Linked DNA regions of Mus musculus: region 2 is linked to region 1. Evidence: chromatin loops called from intact Hi-C (ENCODE). Cell type or tissue: gastrocnemius. All regions are shown on one strand. Links, peaks and the distances in the headings refer to the core of each region. The heading gives the core; the rest is flanking DNA.

Region 1 (14,800 bases), core at 1-8,000:
AAATCTAAGCTTTAAGTACTTAAGAGAATGCTTTTTTAAAACACGTTACAATATAAGGGTAAGATCTATTTATATATTAGACAAATTTCACTCATTAACTCTAGTTATATAATAAACAGAAAATTAAAGTGCATGTGTATTTCCCTAGGATAACCTTAAAAGGCCTTTAACTATTACAGTTTTTAAAATGTGTAATACATGTCGGTGTGTATGCACCTGTATGCAGGTGCCCATGGAAGCACGAGAAGACAGCTGATCCCCTACACCTTTATTCTTGGCACTCAAGCCTCCCAGGCAGAAAGACTGGACTACCTAAACAATTATCAGGCCAGCCAGAGCTATAGAGCAGGTTCTGTCTCAAGAAGCAATGAAACATTTTTGTTTGGTTTGCACTGTTAGGATTGAACACAAGGCCTAGTGAGGTTTAAACAGGAAACCTAAAAGAAGTTTCAAAAGACACAATAAATGCACTCCCACTAAAGAATCAACAGTGTTTCACATGTTTTATTTTGCTGTACATTCTTGTAGAACCGGGTTCGTTTTTCCAGTTTTGTAGAAAAATAGATGTTCCAGCCACCATTTACTTAACTGTCTAATATTTAAGACCAATCAATATGTTCCCTGGAAAGATGAAAAAGTCTCATGACTAACTCGTTTTTTTAAAAATTCTTTAAAACAAAAAGTGTGTGTGTGTGTGTGTGTGTGTTTACTCTCAAAGCACAGCATTTCCACAGCAGCAGCCAACATGGGGTTTAGTAGCTTCACTCACCCCTAACTAAAGCTTTGAATAAACCAGTGATTTTACTACAAAAAACACTGTCCTTGAAAGAAAGGAGCGGCAGTCATACATGAACGTGAAACTTGGAATGATCAGGTCCTAAACATGGCACTTAGAAAGTAGCTTATCAGAACACCCACACTTCGGTGGTTCCTCTTCTGTCCCTCCATTAATTTCCCCTCAAAAAAAAAAAAAAGAAAGAAAAAGAAAAAGAAAGAAAATCCTTCAAAAAATCCCATTAAACTTAAGTTTATAAAATTTTAGAAATGCCTTGTACCCAAAACAAATTCTTTAAAAAAAAAAAAAAAAAAAAAAAAAACAATAACAAAAACAAAAGGAAAAGAAAACCTGTACTGACAACTCTTACAGTTGAGATCTGTTCTTGGTAACACCTAAGACTGTAAGAGTTGCTGTGCTCAGTAGCTCTCAGGTTTAAGACGGCCTCCATCTCCTTCACTTACAAAACGCTTTCTTCCCCTGTAGTGAAAAGAACAAACACAAAAGCACTTAAAAATGTGACTCATTGAAAAACACTAAAACCTTCACTTTTCAAAGGGGTTTTCACTAGACATATCAGATGTTTTATAAAACATCAGATAACAAGCATGTATGAGTAGCTTAAATAAATGCATGATTACTAATGGACTTTCTTCCTCTACTTGGAATTATTAATAAAAGTTAAAATAGAAAATGAAGACATTTTACTTATAGACTTTAACATTTATTTTGACCTTATTGGAAAGCAGGTGAGCCAAACAGACTTGATACAGCAGTGAGAATTAGGAAAGATAGAACTGTACAACTTCTCAAAACAGCCACCAAGATGGTTCAGAGCAGGTAAGTGCTCTTGCCAACAAGGCAGATGACCGATGCTGGGACCCGCATGGTCAAAGTAAAGAATGGATCCCATAGGCTGTGCTCTGACCTCCACATATGTACCATAACATAAGCACACAAACCCACATATAACAAGCAAATTAATGTTAACAAATAATATGGCCAAATACCTGGTTAATAACTAACTTCTCAGCCTTAGAAAAGTCCAAATCTTGAGTACAGACAACCAAATAAGAATCTACTTTCTTCTAGCCTATATGCCCCAATTGGGGAACCTTTTTTTGTTGTTTGTTTGTTTGTTTGTTTTTTCAAGACAAGATTTCTGTGTGTAGCCCTGCTGTCCTGGACTCACTGTGTATTTGTAGACCAGTCTGGCCTCGAACTCAGAAACCCTCCTGACTTTGCTTCCCAAATGCTGGGATTAAAGGCATGTGCCACCACTGAAAACTCAAACCTGTCTCCAACTGTCCAGCAACCTCCAGGAAGTGCAGAGAGACCTGTTTCAGGATGATCCCTTGGTCTCTCTCTGCTCACTAACATGCACAAACATGCAAGATCACACATACATGTATACTTAGTACAGAAAAGTAAAAATGTAAGAGACTAAAAGTCAAAGTTTTTGGTATTACACAACTGTAGGATCTATTCAAATGACTCTTCAGAAAAAGTCATAAAGCCCCAATAAAGATACAGACTTTCAAACACGAGCCTAAAAAAAAATCTTAAAAAGCAACCACAAAGTACTGAGAGAAGCTTACTGGGTTCTTGAACAGAAAGGCTGGGGACTGACTCCATTAGGAGCAGGCTGAGGCAGTAAAGGAGAGACCCTGCCAGAGTGGAGGTTTCCCTGATGCTGTATGCCACAACAGCTGCCAACAACTCCATTCCAGACATGTCTACACATTTTCTACCATCATCTTCTCTTAGTGTCTAAACTTTTTAAAGCAAGGAAGCCTACCTAGAAATAGTTTTTCTGAGAGTCTTTGCAAAACAAAAGTACTTTGCTTACATTTTTCAAACTTGAAAATGTATAGAAAATGTAGGTTTGGCTCCAACTAGATATTTAACTTATTACAAGCTTATTGATTTCATGGAGAAAAGCCCTTATCAACTCTTACATTACATCCAAAAAGTACAAATATTAATTCGCTCTGAAAAAAAATCACTCCCATCTGTAGTTTGAAGCCACTACCAAGTACATCAGAGTCCATTAGACCTTGAAGTCTAAAAAAGTCTGAATTCAAACTCTGCCTACACAGTGTCTTCATCTCCAGTCATGTCAGGAAAGACACTATTTTTCTGAGAGTCAGAATGACAAACAGCTATCTTAGCTCCCCAAGGATCTCGTTCAGTATTTTTCAATGAGAAAGTATGATTTAAATAAAGTACCTTGATGGACAAAGATCACGGAGTTGTTTGGAAATTATTCCAGCCTGAAAACATTCCTCCACAAATCTCTCAAGAACAGAGTATGAGTGTGGGACATCCAGATTAATGTCTGGGATTTCATTGTAAATTCTCTCATAGCCCTAGAACAACATTACATAGATAACTTGTTAGCCTGTGTAACAGTGTATGCCATGAAACAACCCACCAATATACCATAAATTGTCACAGTGCAACCTGGCAAAACAAGTCATATTTGAACCTTGAAAATAACGTATACTTAAAAATTCTCAAAAGAGCTCCAGGCAAAAGTCAGGCTACCTGACTACTGACTTCCCCATCTACACTTAACTATCTTGTATAAAAATATAAGATAATTTCACCAACATTTCAAAAACCACAATTTTAAATAGAAAAAAATGCAATTTAAATGCTTCATCTAGATAAAAAAAAAACTGCATCACACAAACTGAACAATCATTCTTTAAAAAGGAAAAAAAAAAACCCAAACTGTTATTTTCCAAAAATATAAAGAGCTAAAGAAAAAAAAAAACTCTGTAGGCATAATACTATACATTACATTCCCTAAAAGAAAAGTTTCATTAATAATTAATAACTCTTACTCAACTCTTATATAGCTAAAGGAGGCATAGACCTTTTATAAACGTATTTAAAATAATGTCATACATACTCTTTTCATTTGGTCTATGGTAATAGTAGAAGACTTCCACAAGGATTTTAATAAATCTAAGATCATCTTGAATGCACTTTCTCCAGTTGACTCTAAAACCATTACAATGGCCTAAAATTTGAACAGAAAAGAGTAAATAAATTTTTGGTAATCAACTTATGAGAAACTGATCCTAAAAATGTATCCAATCCCTCCTCTAACATGTAGCAATTATATAAACTTATAAATTAATATTTTTAAGGGGAAAACTTTACATTATTAAAGAAACACCAATTACTGTGGTGTAAAAGGAGGACTTGAAAATCCTCTTTGGTGTGAGACAGTAACCTTACTTCATATACAAGCTCGTGGTGAAAATGAGGTACTTCCAGTTCCTTAAGGCAGTGTTCAGCTTCAGATATATCTCCAGAGAGTAAATACTCTTTAAGCAGCATATCAATCTATTAGATTTAAAAGTTGAAATGTTAGAATTCCTCATTTTTAAAAGATGTGTACTTTTCTAAATGATATATTAACATTCACACCAATATTGAGCATAGGGATTTGGCAGAGTGGTGGCATAAAAGAACTCTCTCACAATTCAAATTAAACACCCGGGCTTCAAACGGTTCAGGTATGAAGTAATAAACAACAGCACTTGGTTTTCCAAGGAATCTCTAGTATCTCCAAGTAGGTTTTATAATATGAATGACCTTGCTTGTGACTCTTAAGACTCCAATGTAGCCTATCAAAAACAAGGGACATAGAGGCTGGAGAGTTGGCTCAGCAGTTAAGAGCATGCACTGCTCAGCAGAGAACCTGAGGTCAGCTCCCAGCACCCATTTTCCATGGCTCACAACCACCTGTAACTCCAGCTCGTGGGATCTTGCAGTTCGGTCCTCCAGGGGCACCTTAACTCATATACACATACCTACACACATACACATGATTAAATCTTTAAGAAGAGCGGACAATTTTTTAATGCCACTAGAGGGCACTAACTTAAAGTCTCATCACTTTTAGAAAGCCACAAAACATCAAGATGTTCTTAATGCAATGGAAGCCCAAAAATAAGAGATAATGGAGTGTTACTACAAGGGCAAGAATCTTTACAGTTCTCTTCCCTCTAAAACTGAGGCTTTGTAACTCAGAATCTAGAGATGTTCAGTGGGAAAGAAGAGATGGTTCAGTGCTTAAAAGTACACTGAAGGACCAAGGCTCAGGTCCCAGACCACATGGTGGCTGACTACTATCTATAAGATCTGGTGCCCTCTTCAGGACTCTGCGAGCACTGCACACATGTAGCACACAAACTTAGATGCAGGCAAAACACCCACCCAAACACATGAAAACAATAATTTGAAAAAAATAAAAACACTCAGCAATTGAACAAGAGACACAATTCTTCACCTCCGACTAAAGCTTGCATGCTCATTTATGGCTCTAGGAAAAAATGCTCAATGTTTTCTCAGCAAAAGAACTTCAACTATAAATAATCTTCCTTATATATTTTCTGAGAAAAGGGTATTTGTATCAAGTGGCAATAAGTGAATTTTGGCTGGATGAATAAAATTATTTTATCTAAATATCCTCTACTTCAACTTCTATAATATCTTCATAAAAGGTAAAGTAAAATTTTACCACTAAGCTATATTCTAATTAGAGATGTGTTTTCTTTTGGTTTTCTGTTTGTTTTTAAGTCTGTATTTGAGGCTGAGGGAATGGCTCAGTGATGAGAGTAGCTGCACTGCAAGCAAGAAGACCCAAGTTCAAAGCTCACCTCTCACATGAAGCCAGCCAGGCACGGCTGTGATAAACAACCCTAGCACTGCTGACAGAGACAAGTAGATCCCAAAAGCTCACTAAGCTACTAAGTTAAGACAATAAATAAATAAATAAATAAATAAATAAATAAATACATAGCCAGCTTCTAGTTCAGAGAGAGTCCCTGTGTCAACACAACACGGTGGAGAGTGGTGGGGAGACACAGGCACAAAAACACACACCCCATGCTGGGGGAACCACATACCACACATACACACTCACTAAGCACACACAAAGGACAGCTAGTGCAAATGTATGCCTTTTTAATATAACACATATTTAATATTTGAAGTATTTTTTACTAAAACTACAGTATATTTGTTATTTAAATGATATTTGTTGTGCCACTGAAAAAGTGAAACATGGGGCTGAAGAGGCAGCTCAGTGGTTAACAGAACCTGCAGCTCTTGTAGAGGACCTGGGTTCAGTTCCCAGCACCCACACAGTGGCTCACAACTGCCCCTAACTTTAGCTCCAAGGAATCCACGCCCCACTTCTGGCCTCAACAGACATGCTGCACAAACCGGCAGGACACATACGTATACACGTATCTTTAAAAATCACTTATTTTTTAAAAAGTGAAACTAACATTACCTGTCAGATTCAGTGCATTTTTCCAAATAATAAAATACAAACCCACATGAACACTTCCCTTGACCCTTGCTTCTATCGAAATGAGAATACACAACAATGTCATAGATTATTGGCTTTATTTCCAGTCTCTTTTTATTGAAAGATAATTCACATACTCTTAAGAGTTTAATTCCTCAAAATATCACCTTCAGAGAGTATTACCATATTAATAATATTGTCTAATACTCCATAAATGTGGCATCTCATTTTAGTATATGCGTTGAATTTCCTTTATTTTCATCATACTCTATTTTTATGCTATTACGATTTTCATTTCTGTCTATTCATTGAGTCCTAAAATACGGAGAGCTGATTTTCACGTACTGATCTATAGTGTGGTTTGGGTTTTGGAGTTCTTTTTCAGACTTACCCGGATCCTCTAATCTACGCGCCACTTTGACTGAGAACAGAGCTACCTCTGCATCTTCCTTTCCAGTCAGGATGTCCTTTATTGCACTTCCTTGCCTAATATCCCTAGCATATTAACAAACTCATATTTTTTTCTTATAATTCTTCAAATTTTTTGTTTTTTTTAAATCTTTTAAAAAATAAAATCTTTTATTTTGAATTTTTTTAAAGTTTCCAACTTCATAAATCAGTCATAACCTATCTATTCTAACATAGGTAAAAGCAAAAATGTTAATTTCTTTACCCATCTGAACTGCTTAACGCACGGACACGCGCGAGCACACACACACACACACACACACACACACAAACGCATGCACACGCGCGCACGCGTGCACACACACACATATGAATGAGACTGAGGAGACAGCTCAGTCAATTAAGTGCTTGTTATACAAGCTTAATGACCTTAGTTTGATTTTTGTAACCCAGGTAAAAACCTGGGTTTGGTCTGCTTATAATCTCAGGAATTAGAGGCTCACTGTCTAGCCACCCTAGCTCATAGGGTAGGTCTCAGTGAAAGACTGTCTCAAAAAACAAAGTGACATTTCTTTTTTTTTTTTTTGGTTTTTCGAGACAGGATTTCTCTGCGTAGCTCTGGCTGTCCTGGAACTCACTCTGTAGACCAGGATGGCCTCGAACTCAGAAATCCGCCTGCCTCTGCCTCCCGAGTGCTGGGATTAAAGGCGTGCGCCACCACCACCCGGCCAAAGTGGCATTTCTAAGAAATAAGACTTGAGGTTGACCTCTGGACAAGCACACACACACACACACACACACACACACACACACACACACAACGAGAAGGAAAGCACTAAGCCAGCACATAGCCCACGGCGCTGTCTGCAGTCTCGAGATGTGCAGTTAGACCCTACAGTTCCCATTGTTACAGAACAGAGAGAACCCACAGGAAGCAAACCTTGCACTTTTATGACGTGACTCAATCACTTTACTTTCTTCTAGCAAATAGCATGAGCACCCACACTTATGAAGCTCTGCCACTCTGGTCTACTCTAGTGTTCATAATTCCTAGCTTATAATTTCAGATTACTCAAACTGCTCATATAAATAACGTTTATTGAATAATTACAAATAATCTCCCTTCAGCAGCATTTTAAGACGAAATACTACTATAAAAAAGATTTCAGGCATTAGAGTTCACACACAGACTTTTTATAATCACTCATTTCTTATACGTTCCAGACAAGACTTCTTATATTCATGAGAGATCTAACAGTCACACCATTGAGTCACAAAAACAAGATAAACAGCAACAATTACCTAATTTTTCTAATTCATAAATTATTCAGATTTTTACTTGCAAACATATGACCACATTAAATTCCTACCCACAAAAATACCATCTAGTAGTAGCTCTGTTGTTTTCTCTTGCAAACAACTCTCAGTAAGCACTCTCAGTAAGCACTCTCAGTAAGTACACTCAGTAAGCACTCTCAGTAAGCACTCTCAGTAAGCACACTCAGTAAGCACTCAGTAAGCACTCTCAGTAAGCACTCAGTAAGCACACTCAGTAAGTACTCTCAGTAAGCACTCTCAGTAAGCACACTCAGTAAGCACTCAGTAAGCACTCTCAGTAAGCACTCTCAGTAAGCACACTCAGTAATAAGCACTCTCAGTAAGCACTCTCAGTAAGCACTCTCAGTAAGTACCTCTTTAACAAGGTGATTGACAGGCTGTTGCCCGCCTCCAGATCCCCACACACTGTCTTTCCGCTTCCCGCCTTTGGACATACTCAGGAGCACAGTAGCCTTATCCAGAGCAGCTCTATCCAAGACAGAAAAGAGAAAAGTCATTATAATACATGCACATGCCTGATGTTTACCACATTAGCAGTAAAGTTTACAAAACTGTGTATGTATTGGCAACTTTAATGTAACAAAAAAATATGTAGTTTTAGAAAATAATTCTTCAAATAAAAATTAGGTATTTTTTAAAATATTGAACATTCTCATATTCTTTCACAACCACTTCTCGTCAAAATACATTGCAAACTAATGGTCATGTAGCCAGGAAGGAACATAAATTCATATACAACTTTTATCTTCCTCCAAGACCCCTGGGGTTGAGTACCTGTACCTGGGGAAGCCTGAGGTCTGGCTGGCTAAGTCAGCCTCCAGGAGGTTAGAAAAGCCAAGCAGCAAGTCTGGCTTCTAATCATTAAACCAAACAACTGTCCGACCCAGAAGGTAGCATGGACACTCACAGTCAATGCTTTCATTTTACAAGTAGGGAAACTGAGGCCCTGAGAGGGAAACTTAAAGAGGGAGCCGCATCGTTTAACTCAGAACTTCTGCATTTTTATTACTGCTGTCTTCCTGCTGCACCACGGCAACATCTTTTATCAATGAAGAACCCGTAAGGAAAAATACACACTCACAATGTCTGATTCATGTCCATGTCATGTTACAGAATGTTGTAGGATTTCTCATTTTGAAATTCTAAGTAGCAGACATGAATTTACTTACCGAGCCTGTACACAATCTACAGTTCCTTTGTAACTATCGATATAGGTATTACATAAGATTCCATCTCCAACAGCTCTAGCAATAAACTGGCCCACCAACTATAATAAGAAAAAAAGAGAACTATATAAAAAAACTAAAATAAATCTTTATTAGGATACAATCTTGAAATGCAAAAATGATAAAAACTGTCTAATTACACACTCAATACCTAAAACATATGCTGAGACGTGCAGAAGCACCTGTGTGTGTGTACACGGTGCACACTCCCTTACACTGACCCACAAGTGCTGGGGTGTGCAGAAGCGCCTGTGTGCCCTGCGCCATGCACGCTCCTCAACCATTAGCTTGACTTTCAAGCCCATGCCATCAGGATGGGATGGCGCCTCTGCTTCACTCACTCCCTAATCCCCTGGACTCTGCACACTCAATGGTTGTCTGTTAAAGTGACCTGAAGTCAAGGAAAAACCTCTCCTCTTCAATACCCACAACGTCTTCTCACCTAACTATAGAATATGTTGTGGAGAAAGTTATGCACAAATAAAGGTTCATTTCAAAATCTGATCATAGCAAACTTTATTAGACAATCTGAAAACAACTTCAGTGTCCAACAGTAAAATTATGCTTAAGTAGTGCATACAAAGCAAAGTGCACTGTGGGGCACTGGGAAAGTCAACTCTGCAAACAGTGTTTGTAGTACAATTCTACTTTCTAATTAAATAAAGGTAAAATAACACTAATAAATAACAAACTAGAAATTAAAAAATAGTTATGAAAATGTTAACAGGTTTGTGTGGAGGGTTTTTCCTGGCCTTTCTTCATTTTGGATTTTATTCATCAAAAATTCTGTAATTAATATGAACTCAGACGACCATTTTTAAATATGTATATAAGTAGGGAAGGGAAATAAATCCGATTTTGACTCATAGAAACTGCCTGTCACAGAAACAACATTTAGAAATTCTCTATAAATTCAATTTTTATGCAAATGTTAACAGCAATTACATGTTTTCAAAGTTACAAAAGGGAATAGTCATAACTGTTTTAATAAATCCCACTCAAGTCAGTCATTATCTGTTATATAGCAACATATCTTCAAAATTCGTAGCTAGTAAAATAATGTTCATATAATAAAAAAAAATCTATGAACAGAAAATACATGTATTACATATGACCTAAAAACTATACAGAGCTGGATAGAAAAGAGGTTTTGTTTAGTTTCATCAAGACCTAGGTAGGTCATAGCTCACTGGTAGAGCACTTGCCACCATGTGGGTGGCCCTTGGTTTAATACAAAGTACAGAAAATAAAAACGAAGTTGGGGAGAAAGACCTACAATATGCAGAGCTACTTTTGTATGGTTAGAACTGTGGGCCACTCCCTTGCAACTGTTGTAATTGCCGAGGAGTATGTACACGGAGTGTGTACATGGAGTGTGTACACAGAGGAGACAAAGGAAAGGAGCAAAAGGAAGACACAAACCTGCGGTGCCCTAGGAGTGTCCAAGGCTAGCTCAGGGAGATCCTTCAGCAACTTGTCAAATGACTTTTCCACGTCATTTGTGCTCATCACCGTCCCGCAAAGGTCAGAAAGCAGCTTGGATGTCATCTCCCGGTGGCTGGCCTTCCCCTCCAAGGCTAAGGACACTGCCAACACCGGCACGCCACTCTTCATCTCCCCAAGGTTTAAGTCTCTTAACATCTCCTGTGTGAGAGAATGGAAATGACCACCTCTCTCTAGCTCAGTCACACCTTACTTTTGCTGCAGCCGTGCTTCTCCTCTATCTTTCCACCTCATCTTTAGGAATCCCAGCAGGCACATTAGGTTTACAGCAGTGATATAAGCTCTACCTGCCTGGTTATCAGTACACTGAAGATAGGAAGAACATTGCCAACAGTCCAACTACAACTAGCAACTTTACAATCTATTAGGATTATTTCTACAAATAATTGACAAACATTGGTGGAGAGATTTATTTTATATTACACACTGCTTATATAGTCTACTTAAATGTTTTCTCTTGAGGACTGGGATCAGTAGCACATGCCTTAAGTCCCAGCACCAGAGAGGCAGAGGCAAGAAGACAGAGTTAAAGGCCAACCTGATCTTACTTACATAGTGAGTTCCAAACCAGCCAGAGCCACATAGTAAGACCTTGTCTCTTCTTAAAATAAATGTCTGCTTTAGTCTTTCATGTGAGTATAAAGTAGGATCATCAGTGCTTGACTGGGATTGATGTTTCAAATGATAAAGCACAACAGTACCTAACATCCACTAACCATGCTGCATGGCTCTCAGGCATTCTACCACTCCATTTAATGCTCAGAAGAATCCAATCCTTGCAGTAGTATATAACCTTAGAGGCAGAGTTCCAACTCTAACTTCCTTAGTTAACACTGCCTACTTTTAAGTTTCCTTGCAATGTTTAAACCATGATATACAACTAGGAGATGCCTACTTTCCCAACCCTGTGGCTGACAAGGTCAGTGATCTCTAACACAGCTGTCCTGCCCTTTATACAGAGGTTGGTTGGTGTGCTTTTTGGCTATGTTTGTGTGCTACAAGTTGCATGGTTCTCGTTATAAGACACGCAACTAAGACTGAGCCATCAGGATTAGTAACATCTGTGGGGAAAATCCCAGGATGGCAATCTGTGTCTATGGTGAGGGTGGCCTGCCTGCTTGATAAATGGGGTACACTATGTGAATATGGAGATGCTCTGAAAAGTTAAAAGCTTAGCACTGGTTGTCAACCTGTGGGATGTGATCCATTTCACGGTCATATGTCATATATCCCGCATATCAGATATTTATATTACGATTCACAGCAATAGCAATGAAACAAGTTTATAGCTGGGGCATCACCACAACTTGAAGAGCTTCATTAGAGATCATAGCATAGGAGTCTTGAGAGCCACTGGTTTGGAGGAAAAGCTGAAGTCTTTAAGATCCACGCACAAGGGTGGGGACCATAGGCAAGCAGCAGCCGCAGAGGTTACCTGGCCATTCTTACGTGGAGTCAGAAACGCACCAAGGCTGAAATGGCTGCCAGCAAGAACCTGTTTGTGTAAAAATAAGCAAATGCAACAAGACAGAGATGTGGCAGCATCCTCCGTGTTAGCCTCTAATTTGGCAAATTAGATAACCAAGAGGATGAGATGAGGTGACTTCTTAAAGGTTGGAGGGTGGAAGGAAAAGAGATTGCAAGTTAGATCTGTGCCCGGAAGCCCTTCTGGGATCCGAGACTTTGGAATCCATAGGAAGAGTCAGAGTGGGGACGATTATGGTAAAAGCATTAAGAGGATACTGTAGAGGACTAACCTTTAATGGAATTAAAAAGAAAACCTGTGATCCAGAATATGGTTGGTTCCATGCAAGAAACTAGGGTGGTCAAGAAACACTCAGCACTTGAATTGCTGAAATTAGGGAAGTTTAAACAAGTAACAAAAGAGCCTGTTTCAGCCTGGCTTGTGAGGCTGTGAAACACAGGGGTGGATGGGATTCGTCAGACAGCTGTGGAGACAGAAAAACTGAGTAATGTAACTTCCCATCTCTCCTTAAAGCAATGGCTACATGGCCTGAGACAGTGTGATGGAAATCAGTCTCTGGTGGGCTGGCTTACAAAAGCCATAAGGAACATTTAGTCATCTCTGTCTGAAGTCCCCATACACATCAGGAATTGGAGGGCTAAAGAGGAGGGACAGGTGCTATTGAGGGAACTAGGAGTAAGAGGAGCTGTGTTTGAACCCAACTCACTGGGTCAGTTACAACTGTGTTCACAGAGGAGTCAAAGGAAAGGTTGATCCAGCAGGGACCCCTCATGTCTGGTGTGGAGCTTTAGTGGCTTTGCTGAGCCCTTTGGAGGGGCAAGAGCTTTATAAAGTAGGAGGGGCTTTGACAGATCTCAATGACTTAGAGCAAGATGTCTGTAAGGTGAGAGAGCACTGTAGAGGAGGTAAGAAAAAAAGAAAAAGACAAAGCAGAGAAAAAGATGTCTGGGTTATTCAGAGACAGATGTGGCAGGATTTGGGTCTCATTGGAGTTGCCAAGGAAAAAACTGACAAAAGGAAAGCCAACTGTGTGATAAGGGGCTACTGGATGGCTCTAAAGCCTGAGGAGCAGTGTGCAGAAGACACCCAAGAGAAACAGTACAGGTGAAGATGATCAAGCCTGCCCCAGGAGTGGTAATTATCCCCTGAAAGTAAGAAGGGTTTATTTCTCTCCAGGAAAAGGTTATACTAGCAGTGGAGATGGTTTACTCAGCCAGGAGTTCCCCCCAACAGCCCAGAATGGTGACTGGAGAAGCTACAGCCACCATGCCAACCACGGGCCACTCTGACCTAGGGAGCCATTAGGTCCAGCAGGAGAGGGCAGAGCCTCATTCACCTTTGGCTATGAGCAGGTCTGAGCAGACTGAGACAGGCTATTGAGTCTATCCAGTTTGGAGAAATGTAGGGAGACTGTGTGAAGAGCTCCAGGATTGGAAACATAATGGCTCAGTGAGGATGACTGAGGATTACAGAGAGCTAATTAAGTCAGCACCTCCTATCCGCATGCTTGGTACCCAACCTGGATCTGTGGAGGAAGCAACTGATACAAAGGGATGGAGCCTTTCTGTATTGGACCTTGTTTACGTCACACTTTAGAACATCTTAGTTGTGAACCTCTGCACTCACCCGACGCTTGCTCAAAAGAGATTAAACTGACTTTGAAAATGTTTCACCAAGGTTATCTTTGTAGACCCCCCCACACACACCCCACCCCCGTCATGGCTTGGTGCTGCTTTGTCCTGCCCATTCTCTAGAAAATGTGTTATATAAATGACATAATGCTAACTTCTGAGTGTTTGTGAACATCCAGAAATGTACCTAAACGGCCTATAGGTGTGTCTAAAGGAATGAGTGAAAGAAGGGACTCTAGGACAGTCTGAACATGAAAAGCATGCTCTGGCAGGCCTTGCCCTTCTTCTCCCCTATTCTCTTGTCTTTTTTTTTTTTTTTTTTTTTTTGCCGGGGGGGGGGGTTGTTGTGTTGTTGTTTTGTTTTGGGGTTTTGTTTTTTTTTTTTTTTTTTTGGTTTTGGTTTTGGTTTTTTTTTTTTTGGTTTTTCGAGATAGGGTTTCTCTGTATATCCCTGGCTGTCCTGGAACTCACTCTGTAGACCAGACTGGCCTTGAACTCAGAAATATGCCTGCCTCAGTCTCCCAAGTGCTGGGATTAAAGGCATGCACCACCACTGCCCGGCCTCTCTGTCTTATTAAAAACAAGTAGATTACATTCCAAAAGCTAACCACCAAGGTCTAGCCCCCTTTGGCCACTTCTTCCTCCTCAGGCTGACAACCAAGGTCTAGCTATCAAAGTATTGAGGTCCAGCAACCAAAATCCCCTTTTGGCTCACCCTAACACAGAGTTTCCCTTCTTAACCTTTGTAAACTGCCATCTGCTATGGGCCACATCTGTCTCCACTGTCCCGACCCTGTCCTTTTTCCCAACCCCAGACAAACACTCTTTCCCCCTTCCTCTTCTTCCCTCTCCCTCTCCCTCTCCCTCCTGTCTTTGTTTCTTTTTCCCCGACCTACAGAACTTGGTCTTGGGGATCCTGAGACAATCCTGGTCCCTTCAATAAAGATGGAAGATCAATCCACATGTGCAAGGGCCAGGCACAGATGTAAAATTTTTGGCAGTATTATGGTCTAGTATGATAAGACGAATATGATACCTGACAACATTACTGTCAAAATCCTACAACAGACTATGCCTGTAAATGTAAAGGTGCTGGGGGCA
Region 2 (15,011 bases), core at 4,054-12,053, 85 kb after region 1:
TCACCACTGACCCCTTTCAGCCCTGCAAAGGTACATTTTAGATAATTATGTTAGTACCTACATAAAGTCCACAACTTTGCCTCGTGGCCTTCTTTGACTAAAATAAGATCTTTTGTAGAAGGCTTTGGAGCTGGAGAGATGACTCAACAGTTAAGAGCACTGGCTGTACTTCCAGAGGGCCCAGGTTTAATTCCCAGCACCCACACAGTGTCTCACAACCATCTATATCTCCAAGTCCTGGGAATGTGACACTTTCTTCTGTCCTCTGCAGACAGTAAGCATGGAAGTGATGCACAGACATATGTGTAGGCAAAACACCCACACATAACAAACAAACAAACAAACAGCAAAGGCGTGCTGATTCTCACTTTAGAAGCTTCTAGAGCTTACTCTCCCATGGCTTAACCCTTGGCCATAGTCGTGGCTACTCCCTGGCTTCTTTAAACTGTATTTTTATCAACACTCTTGGGGCCCAGGTTGGTTCAAGGTAAAAGCTCTGATCTTAATTACGTGCAGCCAGACACACCCCCCTTGAGCTGATAAGGAGCTGAGTAGGAACTGGGGCTGACTGGTGTAACTGGTTATTACTGGATGGGGACAGTTGAAGCAGCAGAATCCTTTCTGAGATTTCCTCTAGTCCTCTGTATGAAAGCCCGAGAGCAAAGCAGCTGCCGCTGTCCTCGAAGCTGCCAGCAGCCAGCGCCAACCAAAGGACTGCCACTTGCATTGCTGTTGACTAAATCTCTATAAGTAAATCGGCCTTGGCCCTTCCTTATTGAAATAAACTGCCCTTCACAAGTAGCTCCCACAGACATACTCCTGAGCAGTGGAGGAGCAAAGCACTCTCTTCCAGCTCAAGCTTCGAGAGCAAAGGGCAGTCTTAGTGGTGTAGCCAGAAGCCCTCCCTCACCAGAAAAATAGTGGTGTAGCCAGAAGCCCTCCCTCACCAGAAAAACCTACCAAAAAGGAGCCAAGGAGGAGACACCAGCAAGTGAGAAGTGCAACCTCAGGGGAACAGATAAATGGAATCCATACACAGCTGCCGGCCTCACCTCTCACACCACAGCAGTGGGTCTCAGTGGTGGGAAGCAGGTATTGCCACAACCCTACCAGGGATCCTGCACAGCTAAGATCTCTCTTCTGATCTCTACTCGCCCTGCAAATCTATTTTCTCTAAGACAATTTAAAAGGATCCTCTAAGATGAAAAAAGAATTACGTCCTCCCTGCACTTTCTTGTCGAAACACTTCATGTACTTCCCCATCACTGAGGCTTAAGTCTCATTAATCTGCACACGAGGTCCTACATGACAGAGCTGCTGAAGACAAAGCCATCTCACCTCCCAACACATTAGCTTAGTGCGCCCTTCCAACCACACTGGCCTCTGGCAACACAGAGGCTTTGCTTGCGTTCTTCCTTCTGTCTGATCTTCCTTTGCACTCCCCAAAATACATAGACTCCTTCCAAATCGCCACAGGGAAGCCTTGAATCCATCAGATACTGACAGCATCTTATACAGATGCCCTACTTAGCACCAACCAGAGGCTCCTCTGTTAATGTGAAGAGGGATTTGGTTGTCGCCCCATGTCCCAGAAGTGAAGAAGCTAGGCTTTCTGAAGTGAGCGAGTGCTTTTATTCTTCCAGATCTTTTTGTCTGGGGATTGTCTTCTTCAAGTCTCTGGCTATGTGAGACCTACAGGCGTGGTCCAGACTATCCATTTTCTTGTGTGTGTGCATGTTTGTGTACAGGCACATATATGTGTATGTGTGTATGTAGTAGCTATTCCTGGTTGTCAACTTGACTATATTTAGAATGAACTACAATCCAGATAAGGGTCACTGGTGAGCCTTCCAATCTGGAAGCCAGTAAGGAACATCCCTCCATGGCCTCTACATCAGCTCCTGCTTCCTGACCTGCTTGAGTTCCAGTCCTGACTTCCTTGGTGATGAACAGCAGTGTGGAAGTGTAAGCTGAATAAACCCTTTCCTCCCCAACTTGCTTCTTGGTCTGATGTTTGTACAGGAATAGAAACCCTGACTAAGACAGTGTACATGCGGTGTACAGGCACATATGTGTACAGCATGCATGTGTGTATACCAGAAGACAACTCAGGTATTGGTCCTCATCTCCCACATCACTTTAGACAAGGTGTCATTGTTGTTTGCCTCTGTACTGTGCTAGCTGACCCTCAGGCTCCCAGAGATTTGAACTCAAGTTCTCATTCTTGGGACAAAAACCCCACCCACTGAACCATCTTGCCCACCCTGGCCTTGGTAAAGCATGGTCGATTCCACACAGAGCTGTGGGGCTGGGTCTTGCTGTAAGGAGAGAAGGATCTGAGGGCAGCAGGCATGCACTCAACATGGTAGCAACCCTCTGGAGCTGAGCAGCGGCTGTCGTCGTCTGACACACATCATCACAACTTGCTGGGCTTCACACCGCCAGCTGTCTTAGCTACCCTCGGCATATCTGTGGTCCAAGATTCTTCCCTTTTTACCCTCATCCTTGATTTCCTTCCTTCTTTTAGGGGTTCTAAGGTCAGGTCTGGACCTGGCCACCCATTATCACTGAGAAACACACACCTTTAGAGACTTCAGAGGCTCTGTTAAGAGCACACACGCTCATTAAAACACTATGGCAGCCTAAGGATCATACCCAGCAAAAAGTGTCAAGGAGGAGAGAGAAAGGGTGTGACCTGGTTCTCAGGAGTCGGGACTTTGCCTCTAAAGTCTACTCAGCTATTGCTTTCCCACAGGTATGCATTTAACACCCACTCTCTACTCCAAGGACAGGGTCAAAGCAGTGAACCCAGAAGATTCCTGCATTGAGATATCATGTTTGGGGGTTGTAGGGTGATAATACATTAGATAAGGATCCTCAGTGGCCTGTGCCATGGAACACAGAAAGGGAGAGGAAAGAAGTGGATTGGAATATTGAAATGATATACAGCAGCCCTAAGTAAAGATGCTAAGAACAAGCAAAGTGGGCTTCTCGGGAGGAAAGACTGTCCATGACAAGGGATCATGTGCAAAGGCCTGCCAGCTCATCCTGTTGGCCTGTCGTTGAGGCCCTGAGCCACCACCAGCTCCTTGATCACTTCTGAGCAAAGTCAGCTACTCTTCGGTATCCATGGGCACTGGGGTGGTTCCAGACTCCTCGAAGATATCAGGGTTGCAGGTGCCTAAAGCCATTGTATAAAATAGCCTCGTATTTGCCTGTGGCTCACATACATATCCTCTTGAAAACCTTAAATCACCTCTAGATGACTTTTTATCCCTATTGTCATGCAAACACTATATGAATAGAAAAATCTGCAGATGTTCTCTAACAACCCTCTTCTTAAAATTCCTGGCTGGCTCTCAGGATCCAGTTGAAGCCTTTAACAAGGCATAAAGGGAAGCCTACCCCACCTACGTCTCTAATTTCACCTCCTATGCTTTTCCTGTTTTGCCAGTTGAGAAAACATGGCAGACTTTGAAATGGACGAAGGAGATCTCTGGGTATTCCTCCCCATCTTTGTCGTTCCTCGGTTAGTTTGTTTCCTTGGGGGTTGAATTCAGGGCCTCTTACAACCAGGCCACACTCCATCACTGAGTTCCATCCTAGTCACCCATGTTTTGAGTCAGGGTCACACTAAGTTGCCCTGAGGGGCCTTGAACTTGAGATTCTCCTACCTTCTTCTACTCGATAACTAGAATTGCACATCTGTGCCACTGTGCCCGGCCCTGGTGTCTTTTCAATAGAATGCTAGGTGTTTGTCTGCCACATCTTTCTAGAGTATCCAGTCCTTTAGCAGTCGGTGCTATTTGCTGAAATCTGATGAATGATCCTAATGTAAAGACTTTGTACTCATCAAGATGCAAGTGAGTGTTATGCAATGAAGACACAGTGGGTCCCCCCGTTTCCTGTGGAAAACACCAATCACACCTCAATAGCGAAGCCTTTGTTGACTGTTCATGTGAGGTGCCTATTCCTTACTCTCTCCTTTGAACTGACTTTACAACATATGCTGATGAGATGAAATGAAGGACTTAATAAAAGTCTTTGACATGTGTTCCCCATGTGTTTATACCAGAATAACGATGTTATTTTTTTTAAATAGAATCTTTAACTATATCCTAAAATAAAATGCAGCCATGTTGAATATCTTCAGGTTATTGAAAACAGCCATTTGCTTCCCCTATGCTGGCTGCAGCTTCTACCCAGAGTACCAAACTGGTTTTTGCCCATTTTCAACACCCAGCTCAAACACCCTCTGCATGCAGCTTGTACTCTACAGCGTTGCCTACGGAGCTGCTGAGCCAGCTCTTCAACTTGGGTTCTATTGTATGCAGACTCTTTTATAAGTGTGTCAGCCCTTGGTCTCTGCCACATCGGGGCTTTCTCCTATGTACCGTGTGTTGCTTGTGTCTGACCCACCACCTAGCCCTCCTTCCACATGTATGAGAATCAAGGCTGGAATAAGAGCCCCAAGTGACTCTTCAGTGTTCATGGAATTAAGAACTGGACTTCTTATTCGGACTGTCACCAACTCCTGGGTCAGGGTGACTAGAGGATACGCACGGAAGATTTTTAACGATGAAGTTTCTTAATGAGACCCTCCAAAACTCTTACTATCTCAGTCCTATCTAATAGGGTGCCTCAGCTAAAAGTAGATGTCAGTCAATTTTATTTTTTTCAAGACAGGGTTTCTCTGTGTAGCCCTGGCTGTCCTGGAGCTCTCTTTGTAGACCAGGCTGGCCTCGAACTCAGAAATCCTCCTGCCTCTGCCTCCCCGAGTGCTGGGATTAAAGGCATGCACCACCACGCCCGGCTTGATGTCAGTCAATTTATAATTCAAACATAATTCACTGAGAGTTCCCCACCCTCTTAGAACTGAAGCCGTGTAGCAGACTCTTGGATATAAGTGCCACTTTATTAAAGTGAAATTAAAGTCTTTTATCTGGAGAAGCTCACCACACTTGAGTCCCCAGTATAATTTAGGGGTGGCAGTCACGTTTCCTTACACATCCCTGGAGCTCCAGCGTCAGTAATACTTTTGGCACACAGGGTGGACCAAATATCTAATCTTCCCTTGGGTGACTCTGTGGGTGTCAACACCCCAGGAACACTCCACCCTGGACAAACACAGGGCTACAATGGGCTTTTCCATCACGCCTCTCCTTAACTTCCAGGGAGCCATGGGATTTGGCGCCAGAACACAAGCTTTAGTTCCGACTGTCCCTTTTCCTAAGCCTGCCTCCTTGGTCAGACGGCACAAAGTTCCATGTCTTACACGCCTCCTCTATAGTGATGACGACCCTAGCTTGGCAGGGTTGCTGTGAGGATTAAGTGGTGTGTTTGATATAATGTTCTTAGGACAGCACCACACACATGACAAACTGGCAAGAAGCATACACCACCAACAAACGAGACTTGTGTGTGACTCTCCTCTCGGGGGCCGCCTCACCTCACCTGGGCTCAGAGCTGCATCCTTACCTCATTCTCGGCCAGTTGGCTTTCTTTTTTGTCGTCAGCTCCTTCTTGGTCTCTGTCGGCTCTCTTGGTTTTACTTTTCTCACTTTGCTTGGACTTGGTACCGTCAGGGGCCCGCGTGATCTTGGGCTCCAGATCCTCTGCCTTGCCGGAATCCTCTGGGTGAGGGTGTCTGGGCTCCCGTAGTCTCGCCTCTTCTTTCCTTCTGGATCTTCCTGGCACATCCGGCTGCTGCTTTGGGTATTTGTCCAACTTGGCTTTAGGCTCTTTTCGATGGTAGCCATCTTCCCGGCCTTTGTAGCCAGACACAGAATGGAGTGGGCCGGGAGACCCTGACTTCAAGTACTTTTCCCGGTAGCCCCTCCCTCCTTCGAGTCGCTCATCCAACTCAGCTTTGTCCAGCTGCCTAGGATAGTGTTTCCGGTCATGTGCCCAAACATCCAACCTGTCTCTTTTGTCTTCCCCGTTCTCCCTCCTGGGGACAGTCTCTCGATCCTCGTCTCTCCACGCGTAGGAGTCACGGCCATTGCCCCAGTCAGCCCGAGAGGGGCCTGGGGGACTATGGGATCTTGGGGAGAGTGATCGGCTCATTGGACTTCGAGAACGTGGCCGCTCTGGACCATACCTGGGAGGAAGGGAAGAGACAGGGTTTAGACTCTGCAGAGCTCGTAACCTGCATCACCCAGATGGAGACACACACAGATCTCTCAGGGATATACTAGACACAATCTGTCCACCCGGGCATTCTTTTGTCGCAACCCAGTAGTGCAGAGTGTCCAGGAACCAGCCTGTCCTCCCTCTTCACCTCTGTGGGCACAGATTTTCCCTAAGACACTCTCTGCCCTCTACCACAGTCTGCTTCTAGGAAATAATTACATTGGTTTAGCTTGGTTTTACCTTACTTCCTCTTGGAAGCTATGCTAAGGTACAGACCCTAGGAAATTCTCTTCCTGGGGATCTACAGGGTGAGTGCTCTGGAACAAGGGGCTAAGAGGTGAGGTTGCCACAGCCTACTGTTGGAGGCACTACCCTACATCCAATTTTGCTCCACTTAGACCCCATCAGGATATAGGTGACTTATCTTTCTTTCTTCTCTCTCTCTCCCTCCCTTCTTTCCTCCTTCTCTCCTTCATTTACAAGTCCTCATTACAAGTAGGGACTATCCTGGGGATGGAAGAGAGATGCTCACAGTGAGAGGAGTGGCAGGAGTGAGGAGGCAGGTTCAGAGACCTCGGAAAAACAGAGAATCAGGAAGACACCTAAGGGTTGGGAAAGGTCTCAGAACTCACTCAGAGCTACTCAAATTTGAGATGAAGACATTGGAACCCTCAGGAAGGGAGTCTGCCTAAGATTCGGGTAAATCTTCACAACCTCCCCCACTCTATGCGACCACGAAACTACAGGTGGCATGGTCTGTCTTTATACTTGCCATTAAGACCCCAAGTCACCGCAATTTTAAATTAAAAAAAAAAAAAAACAGACAAACCAAATCCTAAGGCTGACCGTTCACATGGCCTCTGAAGGCTGATAATTAGTGAGGTCATACACCTGATAACCTAAAAGGATAGATAGAGCATTTTCATTTGGTTCTCGCAACCTGAACAACACTGTATCCCTCACTGCCAAGACAGAGAGGGGCAATCTCTATTAGGACTAGGCTGCTAGACTTAGTTTCTCTGCCAATGCAGGGGAAACAGGCTCCTGTCTTCTACAACAAGGTTAGAGCGCCCTCTGTGGCTGCTCTAGAGACTGCAGGCCCGGTTATGGTTTTCCTTTCCGTCTTAGCTCTTTAGAACTGATGGTCATAGTCCCATCCTAGCAGGGCCATGAATGTCAGTTGAAAGAAACGAGTTGGAAAATCACATTCGTTCACCGCCTCAGAAACGATGGTCAAGGAACTGGGTGGTTCCCACCTCCCCCATCTACATCCTTAGTTCTACGTCTGCATTCAGCTCATGAGAAACCGAGAGCTGACCACCTCTGACCAGAATCTCCATCATACCTATGTGCACCGAGGTCGCATCAGTAAAATGTAAACTTGCTCCAGGAGCCAATATCAACTCTCTGTTCCCTGTTGTCTTCTCTAACCAGGGAGGGATAGGCAAGAGAAATCCCAGCATTTCCCATGTCCCTGTCTAACCTGAGCAGCTCTTCTGGGCTACAATGGTACCACTCATCTGAACAGGGATAAGTAGAGGCTAGAAGGCCGGGTTGATGGGTCAGGGCTAAGGGTAGAACATGTTACAATTCAAATCTCTCCTGCTGAATAAATTCAGCTCAACTTGACACAGACTAGAGTCATCTCAGAGAAGGGAACCCTAGTGGAAAAAATACCTCATAAGATCAGCCTGCAAGCAAACCTGTTGAGCTGTTTTGTTTTGTTTTGTTTTTTAAAATTTGTGATGGATGTGGGAGGGTCCAGGCAACTGTAGGTAGAGCCTCCTCTGGGCTGGTGACCCTGGGCTCTACAAAAAAAAGCAGACTGAGCAAGCCATGGGGACCAAGTCAGTAAACAACACCCCTCCATGGCCTCTGCATTATTTCCTGCCTCCAAATTCCTGCCCTGTTAATGAGTTCTTGCCCTGTTAACGAGTTCTTGCCCTAGCCACTTTGGCTGATAAACTCTTACAGATAAGTGTGAGTGAAATAAACCTGTTCCTCCCTAAATGGCTTTCAGTGATGGTGTTTCACTGCAGCAATAGAAACCCTAACTAAGACACCCCTCGAAGAACAAGAAGCTAGAAGGTGTTTTAACCTCCAGGCCTCTGACCTAAGACCCAGAGCCTCACCTGTCAGCTTCCCGGAGCATGTCCCTCTCCCTCTGGGAATGGATGTCTTGGATGATAGCAGCCACATTTTTCCCAGGTTTCTAGGTAAAGTCAAAGAGATCATTAGACAACACCGCAAGCATCAGCTATGACCTGCCTTGTTCGATGCCAGTCCATCAAAGGGGGAAATGATGCATTCTGCGGGAAAGATAAAAGGGTTGATCCAAAAGATAAGGAGCATGAACATAATGAACACCAGGGTAGGGTTGAGGGTCCAGAGAATAAGGCATGTGAGTTATATCTTAATAAAGCAGATATTCAAAAAAACCCTAAAAACTCTCAATCATCCATGCCAAATGTTGCTAGACCACTTTACTAAGAAGCTCAATCAACTGTTCTTTTGCTCTTTACTTCTTTCTATGTAACTTACAATGACCTCCAGAGCCATCCAGACACCAGAGAGCATCATGTATCTTATTCTGAGAAACCCAGGTCAAGTGGACAGAGACTACAATTCTGCGCTCTCAGCAAGGCATGACTGCTGTTTTGCTAAGGTCTGGGGGACGGGGGAGGCATCTAGTAAAGCTAAGAATGGAGGACGGCCTGCAGGGACACGGGGAAAGGACAGAAAATGTTCAAGCCATGGAGGGGTCACCATCAGATCATGACACAAAGGAAAGGACAAAGAGAAGACAGTGACTCTGATCCTGAGCCGTGAAAAAGCGAGGACCCACACCCAGGGATTCAGCATTGGCTGGGTGATCTACCCCAAAGAGTACTTCACACCTCGGGCAGATAGTCTTTATTATATTCAGCAGAAAATTATAAGCTTATGCAATGTCACATACAAGTAACCAGGCTACCCAGAATATGTCTTGTCAACTCTCCACAAGCCTCGGGATGAGGCCAAGGCTGGGCTAGGGCTGAGAAGAAAGCTCCTGCCCAGAACGTGTCGCTCACCCTAGACAGAGCTGCAGTAGTCTTTCTGCCTTCCCTTTGAAGTTGGCTGCTGCTTTCTGCAGCTAACGCATGACAGACAATGGAGCCAGGGAACACTGAAGGAGCTGCCAGGATCAATCAAATCTATGTGGCAAGACATGTGTCATGCAGGAGGCCAATGCCAGGCTTCAAGTCTGTGGCTTATACTGGAACAGTGGAAGCAGGGCAGAAGCTAAAGAATATGCCCCCATACCGGGCAACCTTTCGGAACTCAGTACAATTCCCAGAGTGAGTTGAAAAAGGCTTTATTTAGTAAAAGGATTCTTAGAGGTTGATGTATTCTACTTTTCTGGAACTTAATGCCTTCCCGGTTGCTCCTTTCAAACCCAGGAAAGAAGAAGAAGGTAACCTTGTGAGACAGCAGGCAAGAGGTGACTGGGTAACCAGTGTCAGGGACAGAGGCATCCAGCGAATGGATCACCAAGAGCTTCTCTCCTCCAGAGTGAAGGTGTCCCAATGCTGTCATTATGCCAGAAAAGCGGAGGTAAAAAATAACAAAATCAGACTATGACGAAGTTTGGGGTACCTTGTTATTATAGGAAAATTTGAATATGCAACAATGACGAATGAATGCATACTGAATCTGCCTAATCTTGAGGCATGTGTTCTGACCTCCTTTTCTCAACCTTCAAAATCTATGTTGGAGCAAATCTCAGATGTTGCATCTCTCCCTCTGTTTTATGAGGACAGTGAAGCCAATCAACAGCCATCTAGTACACCAGGCAGTTTTCTCTCTCAGTACAGCGTGCTGCTCCTAAAACAGGGTGAGTGTCTAAACTCGAATCTTCTACATGAGTCTGCAATCCATCCAAACCAGGCTCTGTCGACGCAGGCCCAGTTGTTTCTGACACAGCTGGGTTTCCCAGCCTGTAGGCCTCTTTTCATTTGGTTTCTTCCTGGAAACACCCTCTCTGTACAGCTAATTCTCCCACCCTACAAACCAATCAAACCGCAGCCTTCCGCTGGCCACAGAAACCGGTTCGGGGATGGGCACATGTGCTGAAGTAGTCTAACGAGAACAATGGCCAGATGTTTTGTGGGAGCTACAGGAGAAAGTCTGGCTCTCTCTTCTGTGGGAGACGGGACCTGGAATCTGAAGGTAGAGCTGAAGAGGGCTGCCATGCCATCTAGAGGAGAGAGCCCGGGTCTGCTAAAGGCTGTCCCGCCAAGCACAGAGAAAACAAAGCCGTAGACAGCAGAAAGCAGAGAGCAGAGAACATCATGTTGATGATGTCATTTGGGTCCCCACAGTCGGTTGCTCCTTCACTTTGCATTCACCGGAGCCAAGGAACCCTTTCTGTCACCTACATCAACAGGCTGGATTACCACAAGCCTCTGTTACATGCAGAGAGAGTCTGGGCTGATTCATGTCAGGGTGCGGGATATAAAGCCCATTACTACACACTTGGAATATGCTGATGGTCACAGCGACCTAGAGGGACATTATGACAACATGAGGAGCAGAAAACCCACACCAAAGGTCAGAAAACAGTACGTTCTAGGTCTTTGCCACTAAAAGTGCACTCTTATGACCAGGAGGGACAGCATCTGCTGGAGCCTTGGTAGAAATGCAAAAATCACAGCCTTGTCCAGACCTGCAGGATCCCTGGTGACTTGCACGTACCCTGAACTTGGAGAGGCTGTCTGTACACTCCCTGGTGACTTGCACGTACCCTGAACTTGGAGAGGCTGTCTGCACACTCCCTGGTGACTTGCACGTACCCTGAACTTGGAGAGGCTGTCTGCACACTCCCTGGTGACTTGCATGTACCCTGAACTTGGAGAGGCTGTCTGCACACTCCCTGGTGACTTGCACGTACCCTGAACTTGGAGAGGCTGTCACGTACCCTGAACTTGGAGAGGCTGTCTGCACACTCCCTGGTGACTTGCACGTACCCTGAACTTGGAGAGGCTGTCTGCACACTCCCTGGTGACTTGCACGTACCCTGAACTTGGAGAGTCTGTCTGCACACTCCCTGGTGACTTGCACGTACCCTGAACTTGGAGAGGCTGTCTGCACACTCCCTGGTGACTTGCACGTACCCTGAACTTGGAGAGGCTGTCTGCACACTCTTTACAGTGTCCTGCCTGGGGGGACTGTGAACAAAAAACGACCTGAGTTCTCTCTGCCTTTTTTGTTTTGTTTTCATGTGGAAAACCTAATACTGCAATATTTAAAAAGATAACCATATTTGGTGCAAACCCAGTGTAGTCTCCGGGTTTGTTTGTTTGCTGTTTGTTGTCAATGTTTGTGTTTTGTTTGTTGGTTTATTTGTTTCGTTGTTGGTGTTATTGAGACAGGGTCTCACTGGGTATCCCTGGCTGGCTTGGAACTCACAAAAACAAGGCCAGCCTGGTCTTGAATGTATAGAAGTTTACCTGTCTTTACCTCTCCAGTGCTGGGGTTAAAGGCAAGCACCACCACACCCAGCCAACAGTCTTGGGTTTCATCATGGATCATCCAGTAACTATGATCTTGGACAAGCTGGGGAACTTCTACTAGACTCGGTATGTTCATCTGTAAAATTAAGATTACAATACCTGTCTGGCAGGACTGACGTCAAGATTAAAGTAGATAATGTATGGAAAGTGCTTAATACATTACTTGCCTCAGAGTAGCAGGACTCAATTAAAGGTATATATTATGGTGTACTCTTGTAATTACTATGATTATGCATCCTGCACACCTCACAGGATAGTGATTGTCAGACTGGAAAGAAAATGCATGGGAAAAAAAAATTTAAGCCAAAGAGCTCATGTATACTCTGACCTGATCTCAGAACCAAGGTTCACAGAGGTTAAGCAAGTCAGCTCAAAGCAGAGAGGGGTGGAGCCTAGGATGGTGTGATCATTTTCCAACAAAGCGTCACCTTTGTTGGTCCTGTTTTTATATCCCTCCTCCCATCCAGTGAAGCTCTTCACACACTTGTTCCTTCCATGCTCATGGTGTCAGCTCAGCTGCTCACCCACAGTGTGACTCAGTGACCATCTGCTGGATGCCTGGTGCTGCATGACATCTTTAACCGGAACTCCCATCACCTTAACTGTCTCCTTCTGCAGAGTGTTACTAGGCCTTGGTACTTCAAGGAACTACTGTTGTTCGTCCTAATTAGAACCTTATAACACTTCATCTGGAAGCCCAAGCTGCACTGGGAAACTCAGTGCAGAAATTTCATTCCAGCCCCTGGGGGAAAACGGGAACTGGCTAGGTACAGAACAGGGTGGGGCCTTTCTTCTGTCTGATGCTTTAATTACAGAGAAAGACAATCCAGGCTGGGCCTGAAGCAGAGCTGTTGGGAAGGAACTGCAGAGGCTTATTGCTAGCAGAGCAGAGAAGGGACTGGGGAGGGGACTGGGGTAAGTGGCTGACATATTTCCCAGCTCTGAATATGCTGACTTGCTACGGGCAACTACTTAACCTTTGTCTCCTGACGTCAACCCTCAAGACTAAGGGCAGATTAAGGGCTGTTAGCTGTGAACAAATTGAACCCTAAGTAAAGATGCAAATGAGTCAGAAAAAAAATATCATATTAGGTGGAGCAGTAGAAAGCCTAAATAAAATCAGAGGGTAGGTTTAAACACAACGTGACAATGATTATAATAAGCCCAAGCGCACCGATGCTCCAGTTCTGAGAACAGCAAATCAGCAAGAAGACATAATCTACAGAAAGCCACAGGCTTGGGAAGGAATCGCCCACCAAGAAAACCAGAGGCAGTAACCGTAAGGGAAAAACTACTCAACCTTATAATTCATCAGGAAAATAACCAACAAGGCTGTGACAAACCAGGACAGTGCACCCGTTTCAGGGCCAAGTTAGAAAGTCAGGCAAACTAAGGTTAGCAAAAACAGGGACCACTTGAATCCTTATATGCTATAAGGAGAATGCTTTGCTGTGACAAGGCACTTTGGGAAGAACTCACTAGAACTGAGGTGAGCCTGCCTAGCAAATCCAACCCTAGTGATTCATGCCTCACCTGGTTAGATGCCTGTGTACATACATTTCTACCATCATAGCACTTTAGACAAGCAGATTAGCATTGACCTTAGCCTGCCCAAACTGAAACAACCAGAGCCCTTTAGCCATAGGATGAACAACAGGCAGAGCCACATCACTTTTTATAGAGCAATGAAAGTAGACATGGAAGATAAAATGTTGAACAGAAAAGAGAAGGAGGCAGTGTGATTCCCTCCATATAATGTTTAAAGATGGGCAAAGCTAAACTCCACTGTCTAGGGTGACATGAACATAAAGAAAAGACACAGAATTGATTATCCTCAGAGCAAGGAGAGCAAGCTGAGCATGGAGGCCTGTACTTCTGTGTGTTGTCCATTTTTTATTGCTTAACTTTTGTGGTGCTTTCATGAGGTGTATGAGATCTGACTCAATATGAGTAGTAGACTGCTAATTATTAATTCTATATAGATTATACTAACTCCTTAAGAGAAAAAGAAAAGGAAAAGAAGGATGTAGAACAAACTAAACAACCAAATCCCATGTTGGAATGGACTGAATGCATCTTAGTTCTGAGAGTGGTCCAGGCAGCCAAGTATTGCTTAGAAGGAAGTATATATGAGATAAGATACTTATGGAGTATATACCATAGATAGATACTTTTGGAGTATATACCATAGATATATCAGATACCTATGGAGTATATAACCATAGATATATCAGATACTTATGGAGTATATACCATAGGTATATCAGATACCTATGGAGTATACACCTCAGATATATACCTATGGAGTATATACCATAGATATATCAGATACCTATGGAGTATATACCATAGATATATCAGATACCTATGGAGTATATACCATAGATATATCAGATACCTGTGGAGGATGGAAGAGAATAAGAGACCAAGGGGAATAGAGAAGAAAAAGTTATCAGTCATTTGAATGCCCCCAGAAGTTGCATTCAAGGATAGGATTATCCTCTTCAAACTAAACCACCCTTCAAGACGGCTGTAAACTCCTTTCCCTCCAGAATCTCCCTAGCTCCCAGTCAGTCTTCAGCACCCTTTCCTCTCGTACTTACCTCAATGAAAGTTTTTATATACATTTTATTAATTTATTGAGAATTTCATGTATATGTGTTGATAGCCTTCCCTCGCCCAACTCTTCCCAGACCCTCCTGACAATGAGCCCTTTTCTCGCCGTACTGTCATTCCCATTTCTCAGCGATACCTGCAAGAGCAGTGACTAAGCTTTGCTTTGCTTTATACAGTCTCCTTCCCCAACATCACTGACAAGCAAGAGGGGTTGTTGAATGACTGAGTGAAAGGATGCTGTACCTTCAGCTGCAATTCCTTGTATCTGGTGGACATGCGAATGAGTAACTTCTCGCCATTGATAATCGCAGGCTTTTCTTGGTAGTACTGGACCATAGCCTGGGCGGCTTCTGTGTAAGCCATCTCCAAGAAAGCCTAGGGTGGAGAGGAAGACAGATGGGAGATCAGTGTCCGGTAGGATTCCATGGTGATATAATCAACGGGAACAAGCGGAGTTGCGAGTTCGAGTCCTTAGAGAGTAAGGGTGAGGAGCGGACTAGAAAACCTGCTATTCTGGAAATATCCTTTATCTTGGCCTGGCTGTTAATTATATGGGTTACATGTGTTAGAAAAATTAATGGAGCTGTACGATGAACGCAAGTATACTTTGTGCACTTGAGAGGATCTGTTTTATAGCTCAATAAAAAGAAAAAAAAAATCAGCTCAAGAAAGAACTCTCTTTGATCCCATGCGTTCAAAGAGAACTTTTTA

Evidence for each region. Peaks named below come from ENCODE experiments on the same cell type or tissue, not always from the same donor. Only the 100,000 strongest peaks of a DNase experiment are listed, where the experiment ranks them.
Region 2: it touches region 1 in a loop (2.7-fold over the local background); 10 of 42 quality-filtered maps call a loop at or near these places.

The regions. Positions count from the first base shown.
Region 1 is chr19:53,915,538-53,930,337 of GRCm38, reverse strand. Pdcd4 (programmed cell death 4) reads right to left here. Exons shown (of 12, transcript NM_001168491.1): 6 at 10,502-10,723; 7 at 9,023-9,120; 8 at 8,207-8,321; 9 at 4,025-4,132; 10 at 3,693-3,803; 11 at 3,005-3,144; 12 at 477-1,255. The coding sequence ends at 1,195. It overlaps Bbip1 (BBSome interacting protein 1), which reads left to right. Exons shown (of 4, transcript NM_001195338.1): 4 at 1-682. Among named protein-coding and RNA genes, the nearest start is that of Gm30990, 18 kb to the right of the region's middle. In gastrocnemius, for the core only: a CTCF peak has its summit at 4,662 (motif pointing right); a DNase peak (open chromatin) is centred at 4,951.
Region 2 is chr19:53,834,312-53,849,322 of GRCm38, reverse strand. It overlaps Rbm20 (RNA binding motif protein 20), which reads right to left. Exons shown (of 14, transcript NM_001170847.1): 7 at 14,544-14,675; 8 at 8,265-8,344; 9 at 5,479-6,100. Among named protein-coding and RNA genes, the nearest start is that of Gm16299, 17 kb to the right of the region's middle. In gastrocnemius, for the core only: CTCF peaks have their summits at 7,201 and 10,384; DNase peaks (open chromatin) are centred at 7,212, 9,277 and 10,373; H3K27ac peaks cover 1,306 bases.